Regions from separate parts of the Homo sapiens genome. Here regions 2, 3, 4 and 5 are each linked to region 1. The links are chromatin contacts, found by Hi-C or POLR2A ChIA-PET in ENCODE. All regions are on one chromosome and are shown on one strand. Each heading gives the region's core, a stretch centred on a gene start or an enhancer-like site at or near the end of the contact. The rest is flanking DNA. Distances are from core to core; before and after follow the strand shown. Region 1 has its middle 3.4 kb from the start of TPRG1-AS1. Region 2 overlaps LOC107986166 (a long non-coding RNA gene). Region 3 has its middle 45 kb from the start of LPP-AS2. Region 4 overlaps LPP (LIM domain containing preferred translocation partner in lipoma). Region 5 overlaps LPP (LIM domain containing preferred translocation partner in lipoma).

Region 1 (2,537 bases), core at 28-2,527:
TCACTGCAACCTCCGCCTCCCGAGTTCAAGCAACTCTCCTGCCTCAGCCTCCCAAGTAGCTGGGATTACAGGTGCCTGCCACTACGCCCAGCTCATTTTTGTATTTTTAGTAGATTCAGGGTTTCGCCATGTTGGCCAGGCTGATCTCAAACTACTGACTTCAGGTGATCCGCCAGCCTCGGCCTCCCAAAGTGCTGGGATTACAGCCGTGAGCCACTGCGCCTGGCCAGTCTTTTCAAATATTAGCTCTCTCAGCTGAACTAGGAAGTAGACAGCAGACACGTCTAGACAGAGGTCGCTGGCCAGGCCCTAAAGTGCAGATGTGCTGTGCTGTGGCCTAAAGAAAGATACCCAGAAAGTTCTTCAGACCTGCTAGAGATCGTGAGGCTGCTCAGGCTTCCTCCCTAAAGAACAAGGTCTCTGGACTTGGCTTTGTGTCTAACAAAGCAGTTACCGCATTCCCACCTCTTCCCCTGACCCAAACACACACACACCCTCCACACACACACGTCAATATGACAAGCTGTTTCCTCATGTTCTTTAGTATAGAATCACAGCATATTAGACCAATTTGCTGTTTAACCCATCTATTTAACAGATGAGAAACTGAAGCTCAGACAGAGGGGAGCTGCCATTTGCTTACAAGGTGACAGACCCCAGCTCCCATTTCTGCCCCTCCATGAAACAGTGTCTCACTGAAACACACTGTGGGTCGTGCCATGCTCCTGCTCAGTCACCTCCACTGATCTCCCATAACCCTCAAGGGAGTCCAAACACCCCAGCCTTGGCATCAGAGCCCTCCACAGAATAGCCTTATTTGGGTTTCCATCCCAGTCTCCATGTTCTTCTTCTTGATTGCTGGCGAGTGATCTCCTCAAAGGTCTCCTGCTCCCACGTAAACAGACCAGACTCATTCGCATCTCCATCTCAACATGGATTCTCCTGCCCATTCCCACGTTCTGAGAGCCTGTTCTCAGTGAACTGGGATGTCCAGAAACGAAGCAAGGTCATAAAATGGCTTCGCATACCCTCCACGTGTGCCTCTTCAGAGCGTCAAAATCACACTATGGCTTATTTTTACTTTTAATAATATTTTTGTGTGTAATTAGCAAGGACTCTGAAAGCCTCAGCCCCCTCCTGTGTGGTAGGAATGGCAAATACGCCCATTTTATAGGGGAGATGAAGGAAGTGAGACCCAGTGCTGAGAAAGGGCATATGATTCATGTTTCAGCAAGCAATGAGTCAGAGGAGGAGACGTCGACCCAGGCTTCCTGATGCTGAAGCTAGAGCTCCATTCACACGGCTGGGCGTATTGCCTCTGTTACTTCCAAATGCTTGATATCTTGTTTAAAAAGTCAACAAACACTCACCCCAACAGGCTGACTTTTGAGTAAGTTTTTTATTATGATGAAAAAGCACAAGAGACCTTATCTTTTCTGACCTCTGAACAGAACCTAGAATGTTAACTACATAGTTTATAATAAAGAAGCTTCAAGCTTTCCAAGTTGTGATCCTCTCCTAAGGCAACTGTGTAAATAGAGGCAATTCTGAAAACTTGGACTGTCAAAGAAATTGGGCAAGTCTGGCTGGGCGCAGTGGCTCATGCCTATAATCCCAGCACTTTGGGAGGTTGAGGCAGGCAGATCACCTGAGGTCAGGAGTTCGAGACCAGCCTGGCCAACATGGTGAAACCCCATCTCTACTAAAAATACAAAAATTAGCCAAGCATGGTGGTGGGCACCTGTACCAGCTACTCGGGAGGCTGAGGCAGGGGAATCACTTGAACCCAGGAGGCAGAGGTTGCAGTGAGCCGAGGTCATGCCACTGCACTCCAGCCTGGGTGACAGAGCAAGACTCTATCTCAAAAACAAAAACAAACAAACAAACAAACAAAAAAAGAAATTGGGCAAGGCCAAAAGTCCAGTTGAGGCTGGAAATGATATATCGCACCAGCTGTGTTCTGACCTTCTCTAGTGTCTGATACCTATTTCCAATATCCAGTGGCTGTTCTACTGTTTAGGGGCTGAGAAGAAGGGGTAGGATTGTGGTAAGTGATTTCTCTTGTTGGGTCAGAGCATTTTGAAATCCTGGAAAGGCTTGTCAAAAAGAAAGTGGTCATAGGTCATTCTGCAGTCCTTGAGAGAAGAGGAACAAATGGTAGCCTGCCTCCAGAAAAGGAGTGAAAAGGGTAGGGCTGAGAGCCCCAGTGACCTGGGTATAAAAGATCCTTTAAATGCCCTTTAAGGTACTTTGCCACATTTACTGAGCCCCTGCTAATGTACCATGTACTTGGATAGAGACCCTCAGTAAGGTGACTGTATAATTTATCATCCAAACCCAAAAACTTCAAGGTGAAGGAGGGACCTATTAATAACTAATTATACCAAGACAGAGTCATAAACTGAGATGGCAAATCAGGATGTATTATGATGTACCTTATGATGTACCTTAGCCATAAGGTACATTTTATATTATACCAAGACAAAGTCATAAACTGAGATGGCAAACCAGGATGTATTTATGATGTATTATGATAT
Region 2 (2,537 bases), core at 17-2,516, 960 kb after region 1:
ATTCGTGCTTAACTCTCCCAGATTTGGATTGTATGTTTGGTCACTGATACTTCCTGTCAACATAAGTGAAAGCACCTGGTTGCTTCTTGCAGGGGTAATGACCACATAACCCCTGCATCCCTGCACTTCCCCACCTTGATTCATGCTGTTCCCTCTGCTGGGAATTCTCTCTTCTCTCCTCTGAATGGTCAACTCCTCCTAATTCAATTTTAGGCCAACTGAAATCACACCTACTCTTTGATTAATTTTCTTTTGTGTGTTGCCATAGTGCTGTGCATGCTTCTGTTACAGCACATCAGTGGGCACCAAGCTGTAGCCAGGTGTCTCTCATGAAGTCACAGAAGGGAGGGAATTCAGTGACAAGCTAGAGGAAATGCTTGTTGAGATCCAGGAACAGTCTTTGTTTTTATATTTTTATCACTTACCACAGTGCCTGGAATATAGTAGATATTTTTTGACTAAAAGTTGCTCAGGGCCTGAAAATTAGGCTGCTCCTGAAAAGAAATGAGATGGCAGACAAGGAGTTATATAATAAAAATGGAAACTAGGATCTTAGGCTTCAGGTTTCAGAGTGGATGTCTTGAGGCATTGGATAACTTCCTACAGTTCTGTGAATCATGAGATGGTTATGAACTCTTTGGAGCTGAAGGGACTCTTCGATCCTTTTTGTAAGATGGGTCTACCGGCATTTCCTGTTCTGAGAGAGCATGAGGTCCCTCAACTAATGCCTTGAGAATTGAATGTTGGTTTGCCACTTACTGTTGCCTTAGCCCCGATTTTTCCTTTAACAAAGTGTCAAAAAGAACTTTAGATGGAGAAAATGAATTGAGTGAGGGAAAAAGTCCATGAGTCCCAGAACAACCTCCAGTTTGGTAATGATTTATCCTATTCTATTGTTAATTTTGCAATTAAGCAAGAGTACTTTACATGCCTGAATGACCCATGGATTGTATCTTAATCAAATTAATGTGTCTGCAACATAAGACTGATTCAGTCTTCAACTATTAGAATGACAAATGATGCAAAAACCTCAATTTTTTTTCTCTCCTTTCTCTCTCTTCTCCCCACAAAACCCTCTATCATGAAAGGTCAACTGACTGAAAGTCTGTTGCTTTGATGGCTAACATGAGATCCTATTGGTTAAAAAGTAAGAAGGCTGGCTACCGCCCCTCACTCCACTTCAAACCAACTGTATGTGTATGTGTGACTGACTATGTTTGTAAGTTTGGATTAAAAAAATTGTGGTTAATTCTTCTTGTTGTGTACTTCCTGCCACTGACATTTGTTGCTGTTGCTGTGTAGTGAGGTTGAGGCTGGGTGGGAGAATCAGATACAAATGACCTATATATTTATTCCCCAATTTTGACTACCCCTCTCAACCACTATTCTTGGAAAACCTGGAAAGTAGAAAACGATGGCCAGGAATGCCAGCTAGAAATTGCATTGCCCTGAACCAACCCCCATGACTTTGGGTCATCTTAGTTGATAAGACATTTGAAAAAATATGACTCTGCTTAATAAAATGGCATACTGTTTTTTTAGATTATAAATCACAAGTAATGATTTTTTTTAGAAACAGGCCTTTGTGGTTTGAGTTATGGTAACTGGGATTTAAACCTCCCTAGACTCTATTCAATCATCTTTTACAGTAACTTCAGTAAATAGTCTCTCACCCTTGTCCAATCCATTTCCACAATTAGTGGGATACATTTTTTAAAATGTTAATTAGATCACAACTCTTCCCTGTTTAAAACTCTTTGATGGGCCGGGCTCAGTGGCTCATGTGTATAATCCCAGCACTTTGGGAGGCCGAGGTGGGTGGATCACAAGATCAAGAGATCGAGACCATCCTGGCCAACATGGTGAAACCCCGTCTCTACTAAAAATACAAAAAAATAAAAAATAAATAAAAAATTAGCCAGGTGTGGTGGCTGGCGCCTGTAGTCCCAGCTACTTGGGAGGCTGAGGCAGAAGAATCACTTGAACCTGGGAGGCGGAGGTTGCAGTGAGCCGAGATAGCACCACTGCACTCCAGCCTGGTGACAAGAGCGAAACTCCTTCTCAAAAAAACAAAACAAACAAACAAACAAACAAAAACTCTTCCATGGCTTCTCACTGTACTTAGAATCAAGTTCAAAGTTCTTGCCATGGCTTAGAAGGTCACATAGTCTGCCCTTGCCTTTCCCCTTGACCCCCTCTTTTGTCCTTCCTCTTCTATACTGGCCACCCACTTTCCAGTCTTGGGGCCTTCAGGCTGGTCTTGATGCCTGCTTGCCTCTCGCTTTTTTTTTCTGGCTCACAGCATAAGGATCACTCCTTCAGAAAGGACGGATCGGACCCACCATGTAGGTTATGCCATCCCTTCTGTTATGTTTCTTTACACTATCGTATACTTTTTCTCTCATCACAAATCATAATTTGTGATTTTAGATATATTTCTGTGCTTATTTTTTATTTTATGACTGTTCGCTCAGTAGCCAATAAGCTTTATGCCTGCTTTGTTTGCCTTGGTATCCAGTTCTGGGTATATAGGAGGA
Region 3 (2,537 bases), core at 24-2,523, 840 kb after region 1:
TAAACCAGCAATGCCTCTTCTGTCCACTTCCTTCTTGCCATCCCCTCTGCCACTGACTGCTCTTCTTCCATTTTATATTTTGGTAGCTGCCCAAAGGTCCACCTTCCTTATCTCTGTTCCTCCCTCCTTCCTTCCTGTAATGCTGCTAAACAAATCTTTTTAAAATATGTAGCTAATAATTCCACTGCCCAGAAAAGTTCAGTGGCTCTGCCATGACTTCACAGCAGAGTGTGTCTCCTGCCCTTTCCTGCTTTGTTGCCCTTGTTCACGCTGTGCCCTTCAAAGGGAATCCCCTTCCCCTACTGCCACTCAATATCCAAATCATATGCAACTTTCAACATTGAGCATGAATGGTTCTTTATCCATAAAATCTTCTTTGATACCTTCCCACCACACCTAAGCTGGAAACAATTCTTCCTCTTCCTCTTAGACTCTCCAAAATCTTTTTATTTTTTTTTTTGAGAAAGAGTCTTGCTCTTTCACCCAGTCTGGAGTGCAGTGGTGCCATCTCAGCTCACTGCAACCTCCGCTTCCTAGGTTCGAGCAATTCTCCTGCCTCAGCCTCCCCAGTAGCTGAGACTACAGGTGTATGCCATCATGCCCGGCTAATTTTTGTATTTTTAGTGGAGACAGAGTTTCACCATGTTGGCCAGGCCTGTCTTGAGCTCCTGACCTCAGGTGATCCGCCCGCCTTGGCCTCCCAAAGTGCTGGGATTACAGGCATGAGCCAACACTCCCGGCCCAAAATTTTATTTTTCTACTTGTAACTGTATATTTAGTTGCCTAATTGTTTGGCTATGGTCTACTTCCATCAAGTCCTGTGTAAGTTCCATAATGACATTGACCATGTCTTTTTTGGTCACAGTTGTATGACTAGGACATAGTGTCTGTGACCAGTATAATCATGAGTTTTGTGTCCAAACAAAGCTCATAAGGGGAATTCAGAATATCTTGAAAACCTGCTAAAATGATTCCAATAGTAATGCTTTTTTACCCCCACCTCTTCAGCCTGACCCCTGATGAGGGCTACGGTATTCACTTTCTATCTTTCATTAAAGTTATTTGAATGTGGGTGCCTCTCTGCCATCTAGACTAAACTCTTAAAGGACTGGACCTTACCTAATTTATCTGTTTCTCTACCCATCCTGCCACACTACTCATGCCCCGCTAACTTTGACCACATCATGAATTCAGGAAGTAAACAATGAATGAAGTCAATGCTATGCAGGATGACATCTTGTAAATGTAAAAAATGTTGCCTTCCTTTTGGTGTTTTAGTCATGAAGTCCTTGCCTGCGCCTATGTCCTGAATGAACAAGCAACCTACAGAATGGGAGAAAATTTTTGCAATCTACCCATCTGACAGTGGGCTAATATCCAGAATCTACAAAGAACTTAAACAAATTTACAAGAAAAAAACAAACAACCTCATCAAAAAGTGGGCAAAGGATGTGACAGACACTTCTCAAAAGAAGACATTTATGCAGCCGACAGACACATGAAAAAATGCTCATCATCAGTGGTGCAGAGAAATGCAAATCAAACCACAATGAGACACCATCTCACACCAGTTAGCATGGTGATCATTAAAAAGTCAGGAAACAACAGATGCTGAGGAGGATGTGGAGAAATAGGAATGCTTTTACACTCTTGGTGGGAGTATAAACTAGTTCAACCATAGTGGAAGACAGTGTGGCAATTCCTCAAGGATCTAGAACTAGAAATACCATTTGACCCAGTGATCCCATTCCTGGGTATATACCCAAAGGATTATAAATCGTGCTACTATAAAGACACATGCACACGTATGTTCACTGTGGCACTATTCACAATAGCAAAAACTTGTAACCAAACCAAATGTCCACCAATGATAGACTAGATTAAGAAAATGTGGCACATATACACCATGGAATACTGTGCAGCCATAAAAAAGGATGAGTTCATGTCCTTTGCAGGGACATGGATGAAGATGGAAACCATCATTCTGAGCAAACTATCACAAGGACAGAAAACCAAACACCACATGTTCTCACTCATAGGTGGGAACTGAAAAATGAGAACACTGGGACACAGGGCAGGAAACACACGGGGGCCTGTCGTGGGGTAGGGGGCAGGGGGAGGGATAGCATTAAGAGAAATACCGAATGTAAATGACAAGTTAATGGGTGCAGCAAACCAACATGGCACATGTACACCTATGTAACAAACCAGCACGTTGTGCATATGTACTTTAGAACTTAAAGTATAATTAAAAGAAAGAAAGAAAGAAATGTTGCCTTCCTTTGCCTAGAGCAAGCTTGGCTTTGGAATATTTAGACAGTTCAATCCCTTACCTCTGCCAGAGAGAGTCCTTTTGATAAAGAGAATACTTGGTTATATTTTTAAAAAGTTTCAAAGCAAGGGCCAAACATTTCAAAAGGCAAGCAGATGGGCCCTGCAGGTAGCATTCACTGACTAACTAGGATGCTTTCAACTGCCTGTGCTAAAATTGGTGCTAGGGGCTAATGTCCTGCTTGTCTTGCCTCATTAGAAAGTCT
Region 4 (2,537 bases), core at 19-2,518, 710 kb after region 1:
ACACCTATAATCTTAGCACTTTGGAAGGCCGAGGTGGGAGGATCACCGAGCTCAGTAGTTGGAGAGAGCCTGGGCAACATAGTGAGACCTCGTGTCTACAAAAGAAATAAATAAATAAAAGCAGGGCACACACAAATGCAACGTTATTTTGATCTTAAAAAAAAAAAAGTGTGGGGTTAGAAAAGAGGGAAGCATGCCTTCTATTTTATTAAATTTACTTTGTGGTCTTTATTGCATAGGTGACATTATCATATAAGGTACCTTCTAAGAGGAGGTGAAAAGGCAAAAGGAAGGCAAAGGTGGTGGAATGAAGTTTAGGTCAGCAAACATCTACTGAGAATTTTCTCTGCTAATGGCTCTGGGCCAGGATCTGTGAGGAATAGAATCATAAGAAAATACCATCCCTGCCCACAAACTGTTTAAAAGCAAACAAGCCTGTAATCCCAGCACTTTGGGAGGCCGAGGCAGGCAGATCACGAGGTCAGAAGTTCGAGACCAGCATGACCAACATGATGAAACCCTGTCTCTATGAAAAATACAAAAATTAGTCAGGCGTAGTGGCGGGTGCCTGTAATCCCAGCTACTTGGGAGGCTGAGGCAGGAGAATTGCTTGAACCCGGGAGGCAGAGGTTGCAGTGAGCCAAGATTGTGTCACTGCACTCCAGCCTGGGTGACAGAGCAAGACTCTGTTTCAAAAGAAAAAAAAGGCGGGGGCAGGGTGGGAAACAAGGCAGAATTATGCTAACAATTTACCCTAATACAAGCCTAGAATGATGAGTGCAAAGAAGAGGACAAAAATCACCACTAACAACGGACCAAGAATGAGACACTAGGTAGCCACCCATTAGACACGGTCCATGCCCTCAAGGAACATATGCCTAGTAAGGAGATACAAAATCATTCATCCATCATTCATTCACTCAGATTCATTGAAAATCTACCATGAACCAGATACCGATGTACATGCTGAGGCTTCAGAAATGAGCAGGACATGGCTGAGTTCACAGTTCAGGGCAGACAACAAACACATAATGCTGAGTAGACACCAGGCAGTGTGATTAAGCCAAAGGAGATGTGTTTTAAAAGCCTAGGTTACTCAGAGAGAGAGGGGTAGATTATCAGAGATGACACGGAAAAGGCACCTCTACAACAAACAATCATACTTTTGACTCTAATACAATGGAGAATGAATAAAGCGTCTAATAGAGAAGAGTGCCACACACAGTGAGAAAGTCCCTAGGGAGTATTCTGACCAAAGTCTTGGTCTTGAAGGAGAGGCATAGTCTTCTAATTGCTTTGATGAATCACAGACCAAACAGTGATTCAGCTCTGAAAGAAACCTTAGAGATGGGCATTCCAAGGTCTCATGGGGTTAGTAGCAGAAGCAGGACTGGAACCCAGAACCCAAGTTGGACCACTAGACTGGTGCCTCTCCCTAAGCCCACTCTGCCTCTTCCATGTCTGTGAATGAGCTTACCACTCCTAGCTATGCAAAACTGCATAGAACCATTTCAGCAAGAGGCTCAGGTAGCATTAAAGAAGTTCCCACCTCAACGATGTCAATTTTTTGTTACTGTTGTCTTGAGGAAGCATGTTTGCTTTTAAACGCTCCCAAATTAAAAGCCATTCTCAGCCTTCCTACAATTGTATGTGCGCTGGGCGCAGTGGCTCACTTCTATAATCCCAGAACTTTGGCAGGCCGAGGCAGGCAGATATCTTAAGGCCAGGAGTTCGAGACCAGCCTGCACAACACGGTGAAACCCCACCTCTACTAAAAATACAAAAATTAGCCGGGCGTGGTGACGGGCACCTGTAAGCTACTCAGGAGGCTGAGGCAGGAGAATCGCTTGAACCCGGGAAGTGGAGGTTGTGGTGAGCAGAGATTGTGCCTCTACTCTCCAGCCTGCGCGACAGAGCGAGACTCTGTCTCAAAAAAATAAAAATTTTAAAAATAAAATAATTAATTAAAAAAAAAGATGTGGACCTGAACTCAGATTAGTGTCAGAGTGAACTTTCTAGTTAGCCTCCTCTTTCCACAGTGAAGAAATTACACCCAGAGAGACTGAGGTTAGTCACCCTGTCCAATCACAGCACCAGTTACACAGCACCTGAACTCAGAAGGGTCTAGCACCTTTTGCTCAGTGCTGCCAGTGTGGTGGTCTATGGCCTCATTCTCATAGCCTGCAAGTGATAGACCCCAGGACAGCAAGAATCATGCCAAAAGGATAACATCAATTAGCCTGTGTATTGTAGAAACAGATCACGAGATTTTAGAACGTAAAGAAAGAGAAAAAGAAACGATTTATTTCGCAGCTTTCCGTGCAAGCTTTTCAAAGGCCCTTCCCAGATCCGGCCTTCTGAGACACCACCCCAAGCCCCCGGAGGTTTGTTCTCTACTTAAATTGCCCCAAACTATGCTGTTTTCCTATCAATACTCAACAGCAAAGATGGAAAAGAATTGCCAATTTCTTGTGAATCCTGAAGATTTCCTTTATGAGTCATGGGAAACTAAAATAACCTGAGGGGTAGGGGGAACG
Region 5 (2,537 bases), core at 13-2,512, 530 kb after region 1:
TGACCTTAACCTTCAAATCGCTCTGGATAGTAATAATTCGGGAAAATAATGATGGAAAAATTATTTCATTTAATACAAGTAATAATGGCATTAACATGAGATACAGTGTACTGCTGAGGAACAGCTACAGACTTGGATTTAGGAGACAAGGGTTCAATTCCCAGCTTTGCAATATGCTAGTTATTTCACTTTACATACATTATACTTGGCAGATTGAGGGTGATAATAACTTTTTTACAGAGTAGCTAGAAAGATAAAGTAAGCAGTAAAGCAAAGTGGACTTCAGATGAAATGGAAGCTAATAAATCCACTACAATATTTTTCAAATAGTTAAGATACTGTTCTGCCAGATAAGTTGTTTTAGTAATTGTAATAATTCATTATTACCAAATAGTGTTTATCGTACATTACCAATACTTAAGGGAAGATACTAAAATTTGGTCAAATGTGACTTCTACATTTATTAGCCTAACCTTGGGTCTCTGAATCACAGATTTTTCATTTGTCTTTAGGAACCATAATAATGTAGGAACTATAATAACGTTGCAGGATATTCTGGTGATTAAACTAGATATTATGTGAGAAAGTGCTCTAAAATTTATTCACATTTGTGCACACTCATACAAACACATTTTAAAATTACAAGTTGTAATGAACATTTCACAATAAAATCCTTCTTTCATTGCTTCCTGTTTTCTCAGGATTACCCCAACGTGTGAACAAGTAAGAGAGCAAAACAAAACAAAAAATGATTAAGTTAGCTTACAACTCCATTCTTAAGCGTGTGTGTTTGACTAGGTAAAAAAAGCTGCCTGAAATTATTTCAGGAGATTTAAAGAGAATTGCCTTTTGCTTTTTCTTTCTTGCCTTAGCATTTGTATGCACAGGCACATTTCATTCTAAAATATAACAGACAAGTGCAGAGAGATAGCAATAGTACTTCTGGCCAGTACCTCCAGGAAAGTACTTCTTGCCTGTGGTATAAGATCATATTTCTTGGTCCTTCCTCTCTGAAGCTACCTAACTTCCTGGAGCTATTTCTAGAGGTAAGTTTCAGAGCACGCTAGAACATTTAGGTCTACCCATAGTGAAGTCACTCTGTTCACATTGCAAAGCTATTCCCAGGAGCCCAGATGCATTGCCTGAGGACATCAGCAAAGAGCTGCCAAAATTACAAGGGTCAGGATGGGGGCCATTCTCTGCTTTTGCACATGCTGTTCCCTTTACTTGGCATGCCATGCTGTCCACCACCCTTTTCTGCTTGGTAAACAACTAACTCATTCTCCAACACTCAGATCAGATGTGTCCTCGTCTGTGATGCTTTCCCCAGTTCCTCCTAGAGGACATCCTTCATATTATATTACGGCACTAAATTTACATAATGCAATTTTTATGCACATGTGGTGCCTGTTATATGTCTATCTTGACTAGTAGACTTATCTATTCTGTTTGAAGACAGCGACATACAGAACAATGTAAAGAACATATAATAAGGGAGAGTGCTGGAAGAGCAAACTGCTAGAAGACTCAGGATGCCACATCCCAATGACCTATACTCCTCTGCCCCAGGTGCTGTCCTCAGCCATCAGGTCTCTCTGAATGCAGTAATTTTAAGAAAGGATGATAAAAATATCATACTGATTTTTTTTAAGTTCTTTAGGTTAATCGTTATTCTAGGGTATGATTTCTTTATATGGTATATTTGCCCAAAGGCTCAGGTGTCAGATTTATTTTTATAATGTCCATAATGAATCCATTTTTAGATAATTTACATAGGCCTACTGTGACCCAAAATTGGCTGAGATTTCAGGCATTGCTACCCAAAGCAACACAATAGCAAGAGCTCTGTAATGCAGAAGCTTGTCCATGGCTAGGGCATTCTCGAAGAATCCATTTTTTTGTTGTTGTTTGAAATTTTCTGGTTTTGGATCCCAAATAAAATGACCCAGGACAACATATGCAAACGATTGGTGTCTATAATGAAAGCACTGAGGGAAAAGAATAGCAACATGAAAGATGCTCTAGGTCTCTGAATCTGTACAATGTTCACAAGATAAAGACTCTCAAGACTTCAAAAGCTACCATCATTAACTACGGGAGGAAGAGTACACTCTCAGGACTTGGAGAAGGTTCAAAGGAGATTAAGGCACTGGTCCCTGAAGTTAATGAAATAAATGAGTGGTTCCCAAACGTTGGTTGAGCATCAATCACAATTCCCGGGAAGTTCTGTTTTATTTTTTATTTTGCTTTGTTTTAATGCAGATTCCTGGGCCCCATGGCCAGATATTTTGATTCTGTAAAATTGTGATGGGACCTAGGACTTGCTTTAATTTTTTTCTTTTGAAAAATGTTCTCCAAGTCTTTCTGATGACTGGCCAGCTTTGAAAACCACAGGTTTAAGCCATACATTTTGGCAGGGATACATATAGCAGTGATCTTTCAAAGTATCATGCAAGCAATTCAGATGGCATGTAAGATAGCACTTTGAGTAAGAGAAGAATACATTAAGATATCTATATGCATTCCTTTATTTTACT

The links. A loop is a pair of places that touch in the nucleus more often than their neighbours do. ChIA-PET counts read pairs that join two places held with the same protein, here RNA polymerase II (POLR2A). Pooled maps may share reads with other maps.
Region 2: a loop to region 1 is called in a pooled map, with 3 times the contacts of the local background. The contact joins two enhancer-like sites. A Hi-C loop is called at or near these places in 1 of 168 maps with a recorded cell type or tissue (endothelial cell of umbilical vein), 1 of 37 single-sample maps with no recorded cell type and 4 of 50 pooled maps. POLR2A ChIA-PET finds 5 or more read pairs at or near these places in 3 of 52 experiments (HepG2, WTC11 and activated B cell).
Region 3: a loop to region 1 is called in a map of Right ventricle myocardium inferior, with 4 times the contacts of the local background. The contact joins two enhancer-like sites. A Hi-C loop is called at or near these places in 1 of 168 maps with a recorded cell type or tissue (Right ventricle myocardium inferior). POLR2A ChIA-PET finds 5 or more read pairs at or near these places in 1 of 52 experiments (Panc1).
Region 4: a map of OCI-LY7 shows a loop between it and region 1 (4-fold over the local background). The contact joins two enhancer-like sites. A Hi-C loop is called at or near these places in 2 of 168 maps with a recorded cell type or tissue (OCI-LY7 and Ramos) and 3 of 50 pooled maps. POLR2A ChIA-PET finds 5 or more read pairs at or near these places in 2 of 52 experiments (H1 and OCI-LY7).
Region 5: a loop to region 1 is called in a map of gastrocnemius medialis, with 4 times the contacts of the local background. The contact joins two enhancer-like sites. A Hi-C loop is called at or near these places in 3 of 168 maps with a recorded cell type or tissue (chondrocyte, gastrocnemius medialis and naive thymus-derived CD4-positive, alpha-beta T cell) and 10 of 50 pooled maps. POLR2A ChIA-PET finds 5 or more read pairs at or near these places in 1 of 52 experiments (MCF 10A).

What each region holds. Positions count from the first base shown.
Region 1 is chr3:188,949,776-188,952,312 of GRCh38, reverse strand. No RefSeq gene overlaps it. Among named protein-coding and RNA genes, the nearest start is that of TPRG1-AS1, 3.4 kb to the right of the region's middle. Within about 2 kb of position 1,277, at least 27 of the 41 ENCODE cell types and tissues checked have a DNase peak (open chromatin) inside an H3K27ac peak, as active enhancers do; they include gastrocnemius medialis, where a contact is called at or near this core.
Region 2 is chr3:187,992,985-187,995,521 of GRCh38, reverse strand. It overlaps LOC107986166 (a long non-coding RNA gene), which reads left to right. Exons shown (of 5, transcript XR_001741061.2): 5 at 1-1,249. Among named protein-coding and RNA genes, the nearest start is that of LINC01991, 18 kb to the right of the region's middle. Within about 2 kb of position 1,266, at least 2 of the 41 ENCODE cell types and tissues checked have a DNase peak (open chromatin) inside an H3K27ac peak, as active enhancers do.
Region 3 is chr3:188,107,872-188,110,408 of GRCh38, reverse strand. No RefSeq gene overlaps it. Among named protein-coding and RNA genes, the nearest start is that of LPP-AS2, 45 kb to the left of the region's middle. Within about 2 kb of position 1,273, at least 2 of the 41 ENCODE cell types and tissues checked have a DNase peak (open chromatin) inside an H3K27ac peak, as active enhancers do.
Region 4 is chr3:188,243,287-188,245,823 of GRCh38, reverse strand. All of the region lies in intron 2 of LPP (LIM domain containing preferred translocation partner in lipoma), which reads right to left. Among named protein-coding and RNA genes, the nearest start is that of FLJ42393, 66 kb to the right of the region's middle. Within about 2 kb of position 1,268, at least 4 of the 41 ENCODE cell types and tissues checked have a DNase peak (open chromatin) inside an H3K27ac peak, as active enhancers do.
Region 5 is chr3:188,416,121-188,418,657 of GRCh38, reverse strand. The region is part of intron 4 of LPP (LIM domain containing preferred translocation partner in lipoma); the gene reads right to left. Among named protein-coding and RNA genes, the nearest start is that of LPP-AS1, 150 kb to the left of the region's middle. Within about 2 kb of position 1,262, at least 5 of the 41 ENCODE cell types and tissues checked have a DNase peak (open chromatin) inside an H3K27ac peak, as active enhancers do; they include gastrocnemius medialis, where a contact is called at or near this core.